Regions from separate parts of the Mus musculus genome. Here region 2 is linked to region 1. The links are chromatin loops, found by intact Hi-C in ENCODE. Cell type or tissue: heart. All regions are shown on one strand.

Evidence for each region. Hi-C counts contacts between places; a loop is a spot of excess contacts. Peaks named below come from ENCODE experiments on the same cell type or tissue, not always from the same donor. Only the 100,000 strongest peaks of a DNase experiment are listed, where the experiment ranks them.
Region 2: it touches region 1 in a loop (5-fold over the local background); 5 of 42 quality-filtered maps call a loop at or near these places.

Annotation. Positions count from the first base shown.
Region 1 is chr2:118,696,981-118,704,980 of GRCm38, reverse strand. It overlaps Pak6 (p21 (RAC1) activated kinase 6), which reads right to left. Exons shown (of 11, transcript NM_001033254.3): 11 at 6,961-8,000. It overlaps Ankrd63 (ankyrin repeat domain 63), which reads left to right and starts at 1,018. Exons shown (of 1, transcript NM_001081971.1): 1 at 1,018-5,878. The coding sequence starts at 1,543. The coding sequence ends at 2,715. In heart, CTCF peaks have their summits at 1,511 and 4,677 (motif pointing left); DNase peaks (open chromatin) are centred at 1,512, 1,980 and 4,610; H3K4me3 peaks cover 3,855 bases; H3K27ac peaks cover 2,873 bases; H3K27me3 peaks cover 6,823 bases.
Region 2 is chr2:118,755,667-118,763,666 of GRCm38, reverse strand. Ccdc9b (coiled-coil domain containing 9B) reads left to right here and starts at 1,006. Exons shown (of 11, transcript NM_001001982.2): 1 at 1,006-1,161; 2 at 1,909-2,022; 3 at 2,271-2,378; 4 at 2,986-3,141; 5 at 3,218-3,346; 6 at 3,960-4,159; 7 at 4,411-4,466; 8 at 5,024-5,077; 9 at 5,164-5,254; 10 at 5,789-5,828; 11 at 5,911-8,000. The coding sequence starts at 1,015. The coding sequence ends at 6,453. In heart, CTCF peaks have their summits at 2,164 (motif pointing left) and 3,617 (motif pointing right); DNase peaks (open chromatin) are centred at 26, 976, 1,666, 2,046 and 2 weaker places; H3K4me3 peaks cover 1,656 bases; H3K27ac peaks cover 3,625 bases; H3K27me3 peaks cover 1,774 bases.

The sequences.
Region 1 (8,000 bases):
CTGGGAGCTTGTGGGGCACTCATTGTAAGACTCTGCTAGGCCTTCAGTATTCCCCGTCTCTAGCGCCCATGAGCTGATTGTCCAAAGGAAGTAGGTTTTCCACACATCTGATTGAAAAAAAAAAAAAATCTCAGGCTGTCTCCTTTCTGTAGGGGCCAGGTCTAGCGCTCTGTGGCCTAAAGATGGTTTTGTGCTCAAGAGAACCCAGCCCTGTCAGGGAATTCTTGCTTGTGTCTTTTGTCCTTTCCTAGACCCTAACTAGCCCATCTTTGAGGAGATAGGAGGTAGTGCCTGGGAAGTCCAAATGCCTGCATACTCTCGGGTCCTAAGGCACCTGCCCTGGGTCAGAGCGGCCAGTGTCTAAGTCAACTTGCTCCACAGCGACCGATCAACCGTGGAGCTGGCACGCGGGCGCGCTGTCAGGTTTGGAGACGTCTGAGATTGGAGAATGCACCCCCGCCCTTCTCTGAGTGAGCGCGTGCGGGAGGCACAATTGTGTGTGGCTGTGATTCGCTGCACTTTAGATGGCAGTTATCAGCCAGACTGAGCGCCCTCAGTCCGGAGCACAAATGCCTCATACCCCAAATTACTTTTCCTCTGTCTCTTGCCCACCTCAAGCTGGTGCACTGTCCAGTCCTGTCCTCGTGGGGTCCCAGTCCCTTTAACCTAAAACCGATGGCAGGAGCTCCCGCCAGTTTCTAAGCAGCGGAGGCTACCGATTCCGGCGGAGGCGGGGGGCGGGGAAAGATGACTGAGACTTTAGGATTGGCCCCGCCGGGTGCATGTGGCCCCCGGCGAGCAGCCTCCACCCCCGCCCCGCAACCGCCGCCGCATTCCCAGGGGAGCGCGGAGGAGGAGCCGCTCCCCAACTTCGTGGCCCACGAAGGGGTGGGGGTCAGGGGCGGTCTCCCTTGCCCTGTCCGTCTCTGCCCCGAAGGTGCAGTCTGCTTCCAGAGCAGCCATTGCCATGGAGACCCCTGAAGCTATAAAGCCAGGTATCTAGGCGTCGGGCACCTCAGGAGCCGCCGAGCCCCCCAAGTAAAAAAGCAAGCGTCCCGGCCCCCGCAAGAAAGGAGGAGGCGGGGAGAGGCTCTGGGAGCTGGAGGAGCGGCGCTCCCCGCCGAGGCAGGAGGCAGGCGCGCCAGGCGGGAGCCACCCGCTCAACAGGGGAGCAGGGGCTGCCCGGGGTGCGGGTGAGTGGCGTTGCTCCAAGCCACGAGGGACCAAGGGGCGTCGGATACAGGGAAGAGGGCCCAAGAGTTGAGGAGGCCGAGCTTGGAGCTTGAGCGGGAGTCGAAGCAGCCAGCAGCCCACACCTCCAGGCGTGGGGGGCCAGGGAGGAAAAGCAAGACGCCCTGGGAGCGGCGAGGCAGCCGAGCGGTAGGGAGACCTGAGCGGGAACTGCAGGACACTTGGTTGCAGCCACCTACACGCCGCTTGGAAAGAGCGGTACCGGTGTCCGGGCCGGGGCCGTAGCCCCGTGGGGTGAGGGAACAGGGGCGCCCCCGTGCGTCGGACTTCCGGGGCGCGGCGGCCGGAGCCATGCTCAAGCCCAAGGACCTGTGTCCCCGAGCGGGGACGCGCACCTTCCTTGAGGCCATGCAGGCCGGCAAAGTGCACTTGGCCCGTTTCGTGCTGGACGCGCTGGACCGCAGCATCATCGACTGCCGCGCAGAGCAGGGCCGGACGCCGCTTATGGTGGCCGTGGGGCTGCCGGACCCCGCGATGCGCTCGCGCTTCGTGCGACTGCTGCTGGAGCAAGGTGCAGCCGTGAACCTGCGGGACGAGCGGGGCCGCACTGCACTCAGCCTGGCCTGCGAGCGAGGCCACTTAGACGCCGTGCAGCTCCTGGTGCAGTTCAGCGGCGATCCGGAGGCGACGGACTCGGCGGGCAACAGCCCGGTGATGTGGGCGGCGGCGTGCGGCCACGGGGCGGTGCTGGAGTTCTTGGTGCGCTCTTTCCGCCGCCTGGGCTTACGCCTTGACCGCACCAACCGGGCGGGCCTCACCGCACTGCAGCTGGCTGCCTCCCGCGGCCACGGGACCTGTGTGCAAGCCCTCACCGGGCCTTGGGGTCGGGCAGCCGCTGCGGCAGCGGCCCGGGGTTCCAACTCCGACAGTCCCCCTGGCCACCCTGCCCCGGCGCCCAGCCCAGAGCGGCGACGACCCAGTCCCCGTCGTTTACCGCGCCCTCTTTTGGCACGGTTTGCGCGAGCTGCCGGCGGCCACGGTCACGGTCACGGCCATGGCCACGGCCACGGAGGCGAGCTTGCCTCTGCTGGCAAGGGCTCGGTCCGTTATAGGGCACAAGGCAATGAGAGACCAGAGTTGGGCCGGAGCATGAGCCTAGCTCTGGGTACCATGACCGAGGAGGAGACAGCACGCCTTAGGGCAGGAGCTCTGATGGCTCGACCAAACTCACCCCAGTCTTCGGGGAGTGGGCGGTGGCGTTCGCAGGAGGTGCTGGAGGGAGCGCCACTGGCCTTAATGCAAGCCCCGGTCGGCCTTAGTCCTCATCCCGAGGGCTGCCCCGGCTCTGGCCGCCTGGGTTTGCGCCGACGGTCCACAGCTCCAGACATCCCCAGCCTGGTCGGGGAGGCTTCAGGGCCTGAGAGTGGCCCAGAATTAGAGAACAACGCTCTGCCTTTCTCAGTGCCTGGGCCAAAGCCTTGGCAGGCGGGCACAGAGGCTGTGGTACTGCAGGCTCAGCGGTAAGGAGCACGAAGGTCGCGCCCTGTAAAGTTCACTCTGTCTCTAGCTACTGAGATGTCTCCCATTCTTCCAAGTCCTCCCTTTCTCTGCAGTTTTCTGCCCACCCTTTGTCCCCACTGCTAAAGGGAGATTTCCTGTAGTCCTCCACCAGATGTAAGAAAGAGATCCCATCTTTTTGCTCTTTGGTATTTCCCACGTAAATCTCCCACCTTCCTCCAGCTTGATTTCCTTGTCCTGGGGGAAAAAGGAGGTGTGAACAACGGCTGCTTCTGTGGGCTTCAGCTTTCTAGCCGGAAAGGTGGATGGCTCAGGCCCAGCCCCAGCCTTGAGGTTCAACTGCCTAGGCTCGGTACCCGCAGCATCCCTTGCCTATTTTTAACTTTTCCTATCACCTTGGCAGCCAGGTAACGGCAGAGCTGGCTTCGGAAGAACAAGGGCCCAGGCGGCTGTGCCTGCTGATGCTGACCATAATAGTTTGACAAACTACCAAAGTCTCCCTTCCCTGTAAGTGTTGGAAGAAAGGAGGAACTAACGTGGCCACGTAAGCTTTTTGGACAAGAGGGCTGATTATGAAGGAATCCAATGGTTAAGGTTTTCTGAGGCAGAGACTCAAGGCAACAGGAATATTTTGAGACGCAATGCCCCCTTTAGGTGTTTACCAGCTTTCCCTTCTGGGAAATCAACTTCCTTTGACTCTGTCTCAGTCAAGACTATGGGATCTAACTTCATTGATACTGGTGGGTCACTGCTTCCCCAAGCCCCTACTAACTCTTGGCTTCTGGGCCTGCTTGACCCCCCAAATGATTGCGTTTGAATTTCATCTTTGAGGATCAATGTTTTCCCTTCTCCTGGCCCAGCCTTACTTATATTTCCACTTAGTCCCAGAGGCCTGAAATGGAAAGGACATAGCACCCCACCCCCTCCTTCCTCCCAGCTCCCCCATTCCACACGTGGGTGCTCCAAGAGGGTGGAACAGCTAGGAAGGATTTTTGCTTAATTGTATTTCTCCCAACCCTCAAAAGAACTCGTGTTTTGAGCCTTTGTGTATGAAGCAGAAAGCAGCAGGTCTGATCCGAGGCTTAAGAACCTGACAACGTCTCTTTAAATAGCACCTCAGCGAGGGGGATAATTGACTGTAGTGTTTGCCACGTTAAACGGCGACGGGCGCGGGAGTCGAGAGCCCACACGAACTGCAGGTCCCGGTCTAAATTACATCAAACTCCCGAGAGAGCATAGGAGGGGGCTGCTAAACGTCTCCTGCTTCTTGCTGGGCTGTTAATGGAGGGCAGGGCAGATGATGGATGCTAGATCAAGACCAAAGACCCCTGCCTGGGCCCCACCGCGTGGGATGCTGGCCCAGCCCAGCTTCCAGCTTTTATTACTGGGCAGATTAGTGAGTCAGAGGCAACTGTGGAGAAGTAGTTAGGCCCCCTCCCCGCGAAGTCTTTTGTCCTCTCCATCTCCGCCCCTGCCCTCCAACACTGTACCTCCTCAGAGAGAAGGCGAAGAAAGGAGTTTGACAGATTGCATGCTCTACGACCCCAGTGTCAGTGCTAACTCCTGGTGGAAAATCTGTACCAGCAGGGTGGGGTAAAAACTCCTGCTTCAAAGCAGTGAAGGTTTTCTGGCCGTGATAGTACCTCGGGTTTCTAGTTGTGAACCCCGAAGAGTGAGCATTTAAGTCCCTCACTTGTCTGCGATAAAGTCTTTGAAGACGTTGATCTTTGTGGAAGATCGTCTTTGTGGAAAGGTTTCTCACCAGTATCTCTGAGAGAACTTCCCAGAGAGAATGCTGGTGCTCAGAAACTGGGTCTGCGGTTGAAGCGTAGGAAGTCGGAAACCAGTTTTTGCAGGGGCCAGAGAGCTCCGCAGTTCCTGCCCTCCCTCGCTAACGTCCGAGGCCGCGCGCCAGCCCACATTTGGGACCGTGATCCTTGCTGCCCCCTAGTGGCACCTCTGCATTCTCCCCGCTGCGCCCCGGGAGCTCAGACTTGGCTTTCTTCGGGAGATCATTGATGTGTAACTTCTCCCTCTGTGTGCTTTTTACCCATAAAGCGTGTTCCTCTTGTAAAATATTAAATCCGGATACTTGAAGTCACTTCACTTCAATGAAGTGAGGAACAGTGAACAAGGAAAGTCAGCACTGGGTGTGGTAAGAAGTGCTCAGAAGCCCAGCAAAGACCCCTTTACCAAGAACCCCAAGTTATTTTGCAAGCTAAGGCTACTGTTGGAAGATCGCCTGCTGTCTTTAGAACAACTGGAGCTGCCAACCCTTATGACTTCTGAGCCTTGACCTGACCATTTGTGTTGTCTTACGACAGTTGCTATTCATTCTGGGATGATCTCTCTGCCACCCCACCCCACCCGGACACACACAGACACTCCTGGCCTCTGTCCCACACACCTGCACACATACACCTGCCTTTTCTCACCCCGAGGGGCAGACGAACAGTATACCACAGTGTCTGAAAAGTCAGAGGAGGTCAGGGCTGGGACACTCCAAGTGAATAGTGTTTTTCCTCTGACCCTTCGTCCCTCACATTCTATTTTCAACTATGTTTACTTTTAGTGACTTTTTTAATGGTGTAAGGATACAATTTTTTGGCTTACAAGCACCGTGGCATTTGGCTCACACATTGTGTCAGGGGTGCTGCCAACCATCCAGTGTCACTGATATGTACCCTGTGGGAACGTCACTTTGGTCAGTCTCTGTTGGGTAAATGATTGCTCTTGTCTGTGGTCTGTGGAGTTGCTGGAACATGGGTGGTTGAAAATGGTTTTTCTGATACACTGTAGATCTTTCCCATCTCAACTGAGTTGTGGGCCTTGTTGTCTGCCCTTAGCCTTAGCTAAGCCTTAGCAGGCTCTGTACAGAACTCCAGCACACTTCACTCGCTCTGGACTTCCTGTTAGCTCTAGGTATACTGAGGCTGTGGTCCTCCCTCGTCCCCTCCTGCAGTAGGAAAAGACTTTGCTGCATATTCTGCCTTTCCTGTTATTGTCGTCATCATCGTCGTTGTGAAGAGTCAGTCACCCCAGCCACTGGCACTTAGCGCTGGTTGGTGTGGAAGGGTATGAAGGACGTTGGCACATGCATTTGGAGCGATGTGCTGAAAAAGACTGGCAGGGGAGGCACAGCTAATAAACCCAGTGTTGTTGCATTGGAGACCTGGCCTCTCTTTGCCTTCCTGCTCACTGCTGCCTCTTGGCTTCCTTTGAAAAGATGGAAGCACACACTTGATTTGGAGGTACTTCCTACCTTCATCAGCCCTGGCCATGGCCATTCTACAAGTCATGGGGGCTGCTTCTCAATGAACCAATGAACCGCTGCTGGGGCTGGGGCTGGGGCTGGGGCTGGGGCTGGGGCTGGGGCTGGGCCTGGGCCTGGGGCTGGGGCTGGGGCTGGGGCTGGGGCTGGGGCTGGGCCTGGGCCTGGGGCTGGGGCTGGGGCTGGGGCTGGGCCTGGGCCTGGGGCTGGGGCTGGGGCTGGGGCTGGGGCTGGGGCTGGGGCTGGGGCTGGGGCTGGGGCTGGGGCTGGGGCTGGGGCTGGGGCTGGGGCTGGGGCTGGGCCTGGGCCTGGGGCTGGGCCTGGGGCTGGGGGGGCTGGGGCTGGGGCTGGGGCTGGGGCTGGGGCTGGGGCTGGGGCTGGGGCTGGGGCTGGGCCTGGGGCTGGGGCTGGGGCTGGGGCTGGGGCTGGCTCCTTGCTCCAAGTTAAGTGGTTTCAATGAGCACTGTTTTGAGTATAGAGCTCAGAAAAGGAAGATTGGAATCACTGTCGGAGTAAAAGTTAAAAGATATTTTTGCCACTTCCCAACCCCAGGGCTAGAACCCAAGTCTCTGGTCACTTCCCTACTCTTTTGAAATGTCAGAGTCCTTCAGTTTTAAGAAAGGAACATGGGCTGCTTTCGGGGAACTTTCTATGGGCAGCCTGAAGACCAGGAGAAGGGAGAAACCAACCTTGAATGAGGCCAGTCTCTGTGGCCTTGGGTTGCTAGGGCCCTCCCCCACACCTCCGCCTGGTGGCTCCTCGGCCCTGACCAGAGCCTTCTTCGCCCTTTCTTCCAGCCCCAGGGCCTTCCACGTCCCGGCTCCTCCTTCCTCGGCCCTCATTCTAGGTGTCCAAGCCAAAGAAGCTGGGTGATTTGTGGATTCAAGTAACCACAGAGGAGCCCTACCAGGCACCCACTCCAAGGGCATCCAGTTCCAAGAAAGCCTGGCTCCAATCCCAGAGAATGAAAAACCCAAAGGTTCGAACATTTAGTTTAATTTAAAACAGGCACAAGTGCAAACAAGTCACAAAAATGTCTAGGGAAGGATGCTTTTGTTTTTTTAAAACTCTGACCCTTAAAAAAAAAAAAAAGACCTTGCAATTTTTTTTTTTTTTTGCCCTAATGCAGGTCATCAGGGAACAGAGGAGTCTAAAAATATTATCTGGATCGGGTCCAGACACTAGAGTTCTTCCTTGGCATTCCCTGTCTCACAACAGCCAGGAAGGTGGGAAGGGAGGGAGGTCAAGGAGGCAGGGAAGTATCAACAGGACAGCTGGGGCAGCAGGCTCACAGAGGAGGTGCCCATCCCTCGCTCGGCATGAGGGACCCCCTCCGGGAGGTGGTTCACCTTTCTGTCCCAGCCCAGGGTTCTGAAAAGGAGGGGTCCCTGATCTGGCCGCTAAGAAGTTGCTGACAGGTAAAACAAAGTTTATTCCCTTACTATTCCTGCCTCAGTATGGGAGAAACTCAGAAACTTTGAGGGCCCCCAGCATGTGTTAGACTTGACATACACACACCCCTTCCCTGTTTAGGTAATAACATGAGACTTGAGAGGCAGAAAGCCAGGTCCAAAAAGCAGATTCCTTCAGAATGGAGCTTGGTAGAAAAGAGGTGGACAGCTCTTCTGAGGCTCTCTGTGGGTGACTGGAAGGACCTGGGCCACTGGGGGAAGTTTACACACACACACACACACACACACACACACACACACAGAGAGAGAGAGAGAGAGAGAGAGAGAGAGAGAGAATGTTCTCTACATCCTGGACAATGGAACCACGTTTACTGCCAACCCCACTCTCTCTCAGAAGATTCCCCCCTGGCTGCTCTCATGGTCTACACACAGGCTATTCACAGTTCCGTAGAGGTTTTCTAGGGCGAGGCAGTGCCAGGGAACAGACAGGAAACAGGTGCAAGTGGGGCTTCCAGAAGTCAGACCAGAGGAGGAAGAAGGATTCAGGCAGCGAAATCCTTCCCCGTGGCCCTCTGGGACTCCAGGGTTTGAAGCTTCAGTTGAGAATA
Region 2 (8,000 bases), 59 kb before region 1:
CATCCGGCAGGAAGGGAGGAGGGTACACAGTGGCATTTGCAAGCAGGATGGGAACTCAGGAGCTGCAGAGATGGGGGTGTGGGGCCAGGGGCGAGAGCCTGGACAGCAAAGGGCCTTAGCATGGTGGCTAGAGACCGGGGTGGGGGTAGATTATGGTGAGGGGAAATATCTGAGGCCTGGTCAGTCAGGGACATAGGGGATGCCAGAGTTTGTGACACTCATGTCAAGGCCTGGAAGTCAGGACCACATAAGAACTGAAGCTGACCTAGGCACCCCTGGGCAGAGACTGGCCTCGGCTGTGTGAAGATACTTACTTGGGGAAGGAGTCTGTGTCCTTTCTTGGGATCTGAGAGTCTGCAAATGTTATCCTGGGAGTGTCAGGATGAAAGGGCTCTGTGAGAGGATCCCAAGGGAAGAGGGCTGCTAACTGTTCCCAGCTTCTGCTGGGTTAAGGACCCCATAGAAAGGCTCCTTTTAGCATGGTAGGGGTCTGGAGACCCAGAGAGTTAGGCCTCCAGGAGTGGCCATGCTTGGAGTACAGAGAAAAGCACATTCCAGCTCAGAAACCAAATGGGGGAGAGTGGCATTTTGGGTCTGTGGTGGTGTGAGATGGCCTTGGGGAGGAGGTTTCTCACTCTTATCTAACGACTTAAATGCGCTGACTGGACAGCCAGCAGGAAAGCAGAGAAACGCCCCGAGGGAGGGCCGTCAGCCATCGTGTGGAACCTGCATCTCTTGCCTTTTTCTCCTAGTGGGAGGGATGAAGACCCAGCTATCCCATTTGTGGGCACACACAGGCGGGCGGGTCTTACTGGGGCTCAGGATCACAGGTGAAAGTGGGCCCTTCGTGCCTAGATCTCCTGTGCGAGGACACTGAGGCAGGGCAGGGATATGTGCTAGACAAGACCAGCCGGCTGCTGGTGCCCCGGTCCTCGCCCTCTGCGAGTGGAAGGGTGGGGGTGGCGGCTAGGCGTTCCTGGCTGGGAGCCCAGAGCGCTCTTTTGTAATCACAACATGATCTCTTGTGCTGAGCAGCGAAGCAGAAGCCGGCAGGGAGAGGCCGACAGGGCCGGCTCTGGTGGCTCCAGCTTCCCTCCAGCTCTGGCTCCCGGGAGCTGTTTTGAAATTCTCTCAGCGCCTGGTATTTCCATGCATTTGGCCGTGAGTGGCACCTCCTCTTTGGCAGGGGGGCTTCTAGAGGATGGGAGGGAGCTAAGCTACGAAGCAGCCACATTCTGGGGACAGCTGGTGGCAGCTGGGCCTGGGAGAAAGAGAGCCACGAGGAGGCAGGTGGTGGGCCGGGCAAGGCGCTGAGCAAAACATAGACCCCACAGCCAGACAGAGAAGAACCGCAGATCTTGATGCAGAGGCATGGCTCGGCCCAGAGTTGCTCCCAGCTGGGCCTGCTGTTCTCCTGCCCCATCAGTCAGCAGCTCAGACCTGGAGGGCTCGCGGAGCCCGTGGGAGCTGCTCTCTCCTTCGGACTGGGCACAGGCTTAGGGAGTGGGGTCCGGTGCCTGGGAGGCCAGAACCAAGCTAAAGCCTGTCTCTGTGTGTGTGGTTCTAGATTTGGGAGGCAAAGTGTCCCCCCTCGACCTCCTGAATCCCCTGGCAGCTTCCCAGTCACGGCAGGTTCGGCTGCCAGAGCCATTTTTAACTCTCATTCCAGACTGTGCTCACAGCAGAACCCCCTGGGGAGCCAGGGGGAGGGGCAGCCTGCTGCTGGGAGCCGAGGCCCTGGGTATGAAACCCTGACCTGAGCCCTCAGTAGGCAAACTGGCAGACAGGCCTCACTGGGGTGGGGTTTGGCCCTCTGTAGACCATCTTCCTAAGAAACCTCTTTCACCCTGGGTGCTGTAGCTTGGGGCTAAAATCCGTTCCTTGTATTGGGTTCCATGCCTTCTACAGGGGCCCCACAAAGCCGAGTCCACAATGCGCCGGCATGAGGAAAAAGATGCCGAGCTGGACCGTAGGATAGTTGCCTTGCGCAAGAAGAACCAGGCCTTACTACGAAGGTACCAGGTGAGTGTGTTGTGTCGGCTGAGAGGACTCCTGTGGCTGGGGTCCCTGGCTACCTTCAAAAGGCTGTTTACACAGTGGGTTCTCTCTGAGGGCCTTAGCCCATGCCCCCATCAAAGTCTTGGGCACTGGTGATGTGGTGCCTCTGCCCCCTGGTGTCCCATTGGTGTTTTTCTGTGTAGGCCTGTCAGTGTCTGTGTGTCTGTGAGCCTGGGGGGCCATGGCCTTGCTGACTTCAGGCCCTCCCACAGGAGATCGAGGAAGATCGTCGGCAGGCGGAGCAGGGGGGCATGGCTGTGACCACTCCAGGGCTCCTCCAACCCGACAGCCTCACGGTCACCATCAGCCAGGTTCCCGGTGTAAGTCTCACCTTGGAGACAGGCAGGGTTGAGGCCTGGACCATGCCTGGGGTGTTAACACTATCCCATTTCTCCTAATTGCCTTTCTGGGTGTCTCCCAGCAACAACAGACCTCCCAAGCTATTGCCATCTTCTCCAAAGGGCCACAGATGAAAGGCTACCAAACAGAAACCTTTGAACAGACTTTCCCAGTCCTACAGCTCTGCATGTAAACCCTATGTGCAGAGCACAGCCTTCTCCTTACCCCAGACCCTGAGGCCGAAACCCTGCAGGAAGCAGAGGAGGGAGAAGTCTGGGCTGTAAGCAAAAGAATCAGTGTCTTAGAGATAAGGCCATATTGTCTGCATACTCTGGATTTTTTTTTTTTTTTTTGATTCAGAGATGACAAGCCCTTGTGGCATCTTGGATCCCTCTGTTGGCTCTGAGCTCTGAATAACTAATGCCATTGGCATGTGAACTCCTGAAGGGCCAAGCTTTGCCACGGGCATTCCAGGGAGGCCTAGGGCTGGAACCCAAACCTAGGGAACCCCTCCCCCCAGCACCCAGCACCCAGGTTCTGCTCAGGATGACCCATGTGGCCTGAGGACACAGGCATCTCGCTCTGCAGGAGAAGAGGGTGGTCAGCAGAAACTGGGCCAGGGCGCCCCTTTCACCTGGAGTGACTACCACACTGACAGATGATGAAGATGCTGCAGACGCACCGGGTACTTTCAGCATGGGGCACCGGGTGGAACTTGCTGTCACCATGGAAAACAAAGCCAAGGTGAGCAGTTGAGACTTCCAGACCTCAGGTCTCCCTCCCTTGGCTCAGCCATGATGCCCATCTATACCTTCTCCAGGCCAAAAGGATAGTAAGTGAGAAACCCACGACCCAAGCGCGGAGCCCAAGGGCAAAGGGGACATCTGGAGGAGGCCGGAGCTGGCGTGCACCCTTGCAGATGACTTCCAGCTCAGATTCAGCAGGGAAGGTACATCTTCAAGCAGGGGTAGGGACACAATCCCTATTTGGAGAAGGCAGAGAAACTAAGTAAGGTATGTCCCTTGCCTGGGCAAACCTGGCCTAGGCACCACCTGTGAGAATTCTTACCTTCTTCCCCTTCTCTGGCCAATATCCGCTTTGGGTGTGCCTTGCAGTAAGAAATAATTAAGCCAGATATATTATCCAGCCATAATATGATCGATGACTCGACTCTAAGGTGTCAGAGGGATGTGTAGGTGACTGGCTATGTGCCAGCTGTGACCTCTAGGTGGCAGCAGCCCCTTGTAATTGTTCTTGATTTTGCTCACCGCCTATGGGTGCCCCTCCTATCTAGGGCCGGTCTGGTCTATCCACACCAACAACTCTAAGAAAAGGGACGCCTCCTTTCACAGATAAGGACATAATACTCAGAGAGGTTAAATTACCTGTCTCAAACTGGAAGTGAACACGTGGATGCGTGCAAAAGGTCCACAGCAAGCACAGCATGCTGGAGACGAGACAGACCTAATTATGTACTGGGAAGTAGAGACCGTGAGAGAGGAGCTCCATTCAAATCTTCTCTCTACTTCTCCCCCATGATATTAAGTGTCTTCCCCTTGCAGGGTGTTCTGGAGCCCCGGAGTCCAGGCGTGGTCTCAAGTCCACCTCCCCAACAGTCCTTGGGGCTGTCCCCTGAGGCCAGCTGGGACTACACGCAGTGGAAACAAGAGAGAGAGCAGATTGACCTGGCCCGCCTTGCCCGGCACAGAAACCCACAGGGTGACTGGAGCCGCCCGTGGGACCTGGACAAAGCCAAGTCCATGTGGGTGGCATGGCTGAGCAGCTTGCTGTGACTGTGGGACTTGGGTAGGGCTAACTATGGGTGCCTCTTGGAGGGAAAAGACTTTTCGTCAGACCCTGGTCCCAGGGTTTTGTGCTCTGCCTCTTTCTTGGGACCACAACTCTGTGCTGCCCTGAGCTATGGGGTTAGAGGAGACAGTGTCTGGGTGGAGTCTGATGCAGCCTCTACCCACATTGCCACGAGTGACGTAATGCCCTTCTCTGTCTACACAGGCCACAGAACTGCCACAAGCCTAGGGACAGGGACCTGGCCATGGGCAGCAGGAAGGGTGAGCTGATCCCCACCTCATGCTCGTGTGCCTTGTTTGTTTTTGGAGAGTCTTAGCCCAGGCTGGCCCAGAACCCATGATCCTCTTGTCTTGTCTAGGATCCTACTACCCTGTCTCTTCATCAAAGATGAAAAGGGACACGGAAAAAAAGTCTGTCCTTCCTTCCCCTCCCACACTCTCTAGTGTTTTCTGAGCTACGGCTTGGGCTAGATTCAGTGGGAGCCGAACTAGGTCTTTCCAGATGTCATTCCTTGTGGGGTAAAAGTCCTGTCGGCCCTCCTGAGCTTGCTGTGGGAGGAGTCCTGTGACTTTCTGGTGATTCTTCATACACAGAGCCTAGGGGCCAACGAGCTGACCGAGTCATTTAGCTGGGCAGTGTAAACACAGTCCAGGGCCCCAGGCCAGGGGAGGCTTTTCTGCAGAGGTAGCGTGGGCTTTGGGAAGATAGAACTCCTAAGGGAAGGAAGGACCATTGGAAGCTTCCTGGTACTAGAGAGCTCCGGTGTCTGTTTTAGATTCTTTGACACTCCCACCCCATTTACTTTGTTTCCCTTTAGGTCCTAGGACCCACCAGAAGCCTCAGCACCCACCATCATCCCTGGATGGAAAATGTGAGTTGGGGGCAGGAAAGGAGCAGAATCGCTTCAGCTGGTGAAGGCAGTTGGTACAGCCCTCCATCCTCCATCATGTCTTGCAGGTCGGGGTGGACAATCTGGAAGACCCTCGATGACATCCACCATAGGCAGCAACGCCCAGGGGAAGGAGAGGCTAACTGGCAGGGCCCGAAGGTAACAGGGGACAGGGGACAAAATCAAGGCAGGTATGTAGGTGTCCTAATTTCCTGGACTGGCCCAGGTCCCTCTGCTCCATCCCCAGGGCCCCTGATTCCTGGTTGCTTGTTGCCTGCCACAGGTTAATGAGATACCAAGAAAGGACACCAGCAGAGGTGGTAGTGGTTAAGAGCCTGGTGCCCAGAGGCTGTGGTAATTACAACAGCACACTTCCCCTGGGATGTGAGGTGTGCCTTTCCCAGGCAGAGCATGCAGGAACATGCCCGGAGTCCCCATGGATCTCAAGGTGCAGCAGGCTCAGCCATAAACAGCAGCTGGGGACCTGGGGTGGATAGTCAGAGGAAATGGCTAGGTTTGATTGAGAAGTAAGGTCAGGCTGGGTAGGAAGCATCTAGAAGCCTCCCTGGCTGTACTCAGAAACCACTGGGCTTTAGCTTCTCCCTGGGGTGCACAGGCCACGAGCTATGAAGGGGGTTACTTGAAGCAAGGTGGAGCCTGGAACAGGCCCTGCTACTTGCTGTGTTTCTGCAGGTATGACATGAAAGAAGATGAGATGCTGCAGAGCCAGGAGGTAGGTACTTAGGACAGGACAGGACAGGCTGGGGACAGAAGCCCCAAATTTACTACCCAGCTGGGCTATTCTTTTGCTTCAGGGAAGCCAGAGCAGCACGAAGACTCCCAGTGCAGAGGAAGAATTCGTACAGAAGCGGAATGAAAGGGAGCCAGACAGACAAGAGACCGTGCCTGCAACCAGCCCAATTCCAGCCTCCCCAGAGGGGCTAAAAGGAGAGTCGGGGACCTCTACAGCCAGTTTGGCCCCAGACTCTCCACAACATTCTGACTTGGCTCCCCTCGACCTCTCTGTGGGAGGAGCTAGCAGCCGCAAGCCTGGAAAAAGTACATGTATACTCGGTCCAAAGGCTGGGGCTCAGCAAAGTCCAGTGTCATGGCCAAATGGTTCTGAGCAGCAGACCCTGGGGTGCACTGACCACCAGCCTGGGCTGGAAGTCCACAGTTGCACTGAGTCACAGAGGAAAGCACAGACCCCAGAGCCCATGGAGGACAGGGCTGGCAAGGCTGGGGCCCAAGAGAATCTGACACCAAGAAGCAGGCCCCCCAGAGGAATTGGCCCAAGGGCAAGAGGCACAAGTAAAAGAAGCAGGGCAGGAGGTCCTGGCCCTGCAGGAAGATGCTGAGTAGAGCTCAGGAGAGTTGGGGAGCTAGGCTGCGAAGGGGAGAACTCAGTCAAGAGTCTTCTGTGTGGTGGGAGTTACGGCTGCTGGTGGGAGTCTGGTACCTTTCTGGTTGAGCAATGCAGCAAAATTCCACAGGGACACCATGTAAGGGCCTCTTATGCATACCTCTACACTAGTGGGTTTCTACATGTAGTCAAGGCTCTTGGTGTATTGGCCAGGCTGGGATCTCTTGTTCAAGGCTGGTATCCCTGTCCTGGTCTTACCTAGGCCATAGGCATTTCCCACCAAGCAAGATTTGGTAGGAGCCCAATACATGGATCTCCTGGCTCCTTATAGTTCGTCATTGCCAACTCTCCCTCTCCAGTCACAAGCCTTCAGGCTCCTGAGCTCTAGGCAGTCTCAAAGCTGGCATGGCCAGCCTAGCCCCTTTCTGATAACCATGCCTTTCATCCAGGTGACTCACAGTTCTGCTCTTCTAAGATGGCCAAACCAGGATTTCAACAGTCGCTTGAGGCCTAGAGAAAGTGGTTTGGGGCTCATGGCTGACAGGAACACACATGGAGAGGAACAGAAAAACCCAAGGCTTCTTGGGGGGACAGGGCATCCAGCAGGGCTCTTTGAACTGTGCTAGGATTCTCCTTTTGCCACGGGAAAATGAGAGAGCTCACTAGTAGGTGCTGAGCCTTCCTCCGCATATCCAGATCAGACATCGTGGGTGCCCTGAATAGACCCTGCAGCCCAGGGCCATTTCCTGCCCTCTCTTCCTTCTCCACTTTCCCTCACCAAGGCCATGCAAAAGCAAGCACACAGTACAGTCAGAGGATTAGCAACCTCAGCTAAGTGCATCAGGATGTGTCTTTCCAACTCCATCCAGGCCCCTCCCATGAGGCCCACGTCTGGTGAATTATCCAGACTCTGCACAAGCTGTGGCTTCCTTTTGATACAACAAACATTTCCTGAGCATCTTCTCCCAGTAATCCAGCCAGTGGGCGAGGGTGACTCTGCCAGCCGGAGGGAGGGAAGACACTCAGTCATCCAACAGCTCAAGGCTGAATGGCAAGTGCTGTTCTCATCTGTAGAAGCCTGGTAGCCCCGGGTGTGATGAGGGTAGGTGCCTGAAGAGACCCACCCTGCCTCTGCTCCCCTCTTTTGATATGGCATGTGCCCTTTGCATCTTGGTGGCACCATGCAGCCCCCTCCTCCCTTCCTCTCTACAAGGGTAACTGGGTCTTCCATAACCCTCATCTTTACACGTGAGGCCTTCAACTTGGGTTCCTGCCTTGTTCTTCCTTCCTGCCTCTTGGTTCCATGTCTATTCCCTCTACTCAGGCAAGGGTGACTGACTCTTCAGCAAGTCAGGCTGTTTAGAGAACTCTTCTCATGTTTTTGTGTGATGTGTGGTACAGGTTGAACTCAGTGGGGCTGGGGAAGGCCTGAACGTTAGCATTTCTAACATGTCCCAGGTGAGGGAGCCATGGCCTCCTTTTTGGCCTGAAGAACCCTTTGAGGAGTCAGGTTCTGGATTCGAGTGTGAAGGGTTCAGATTA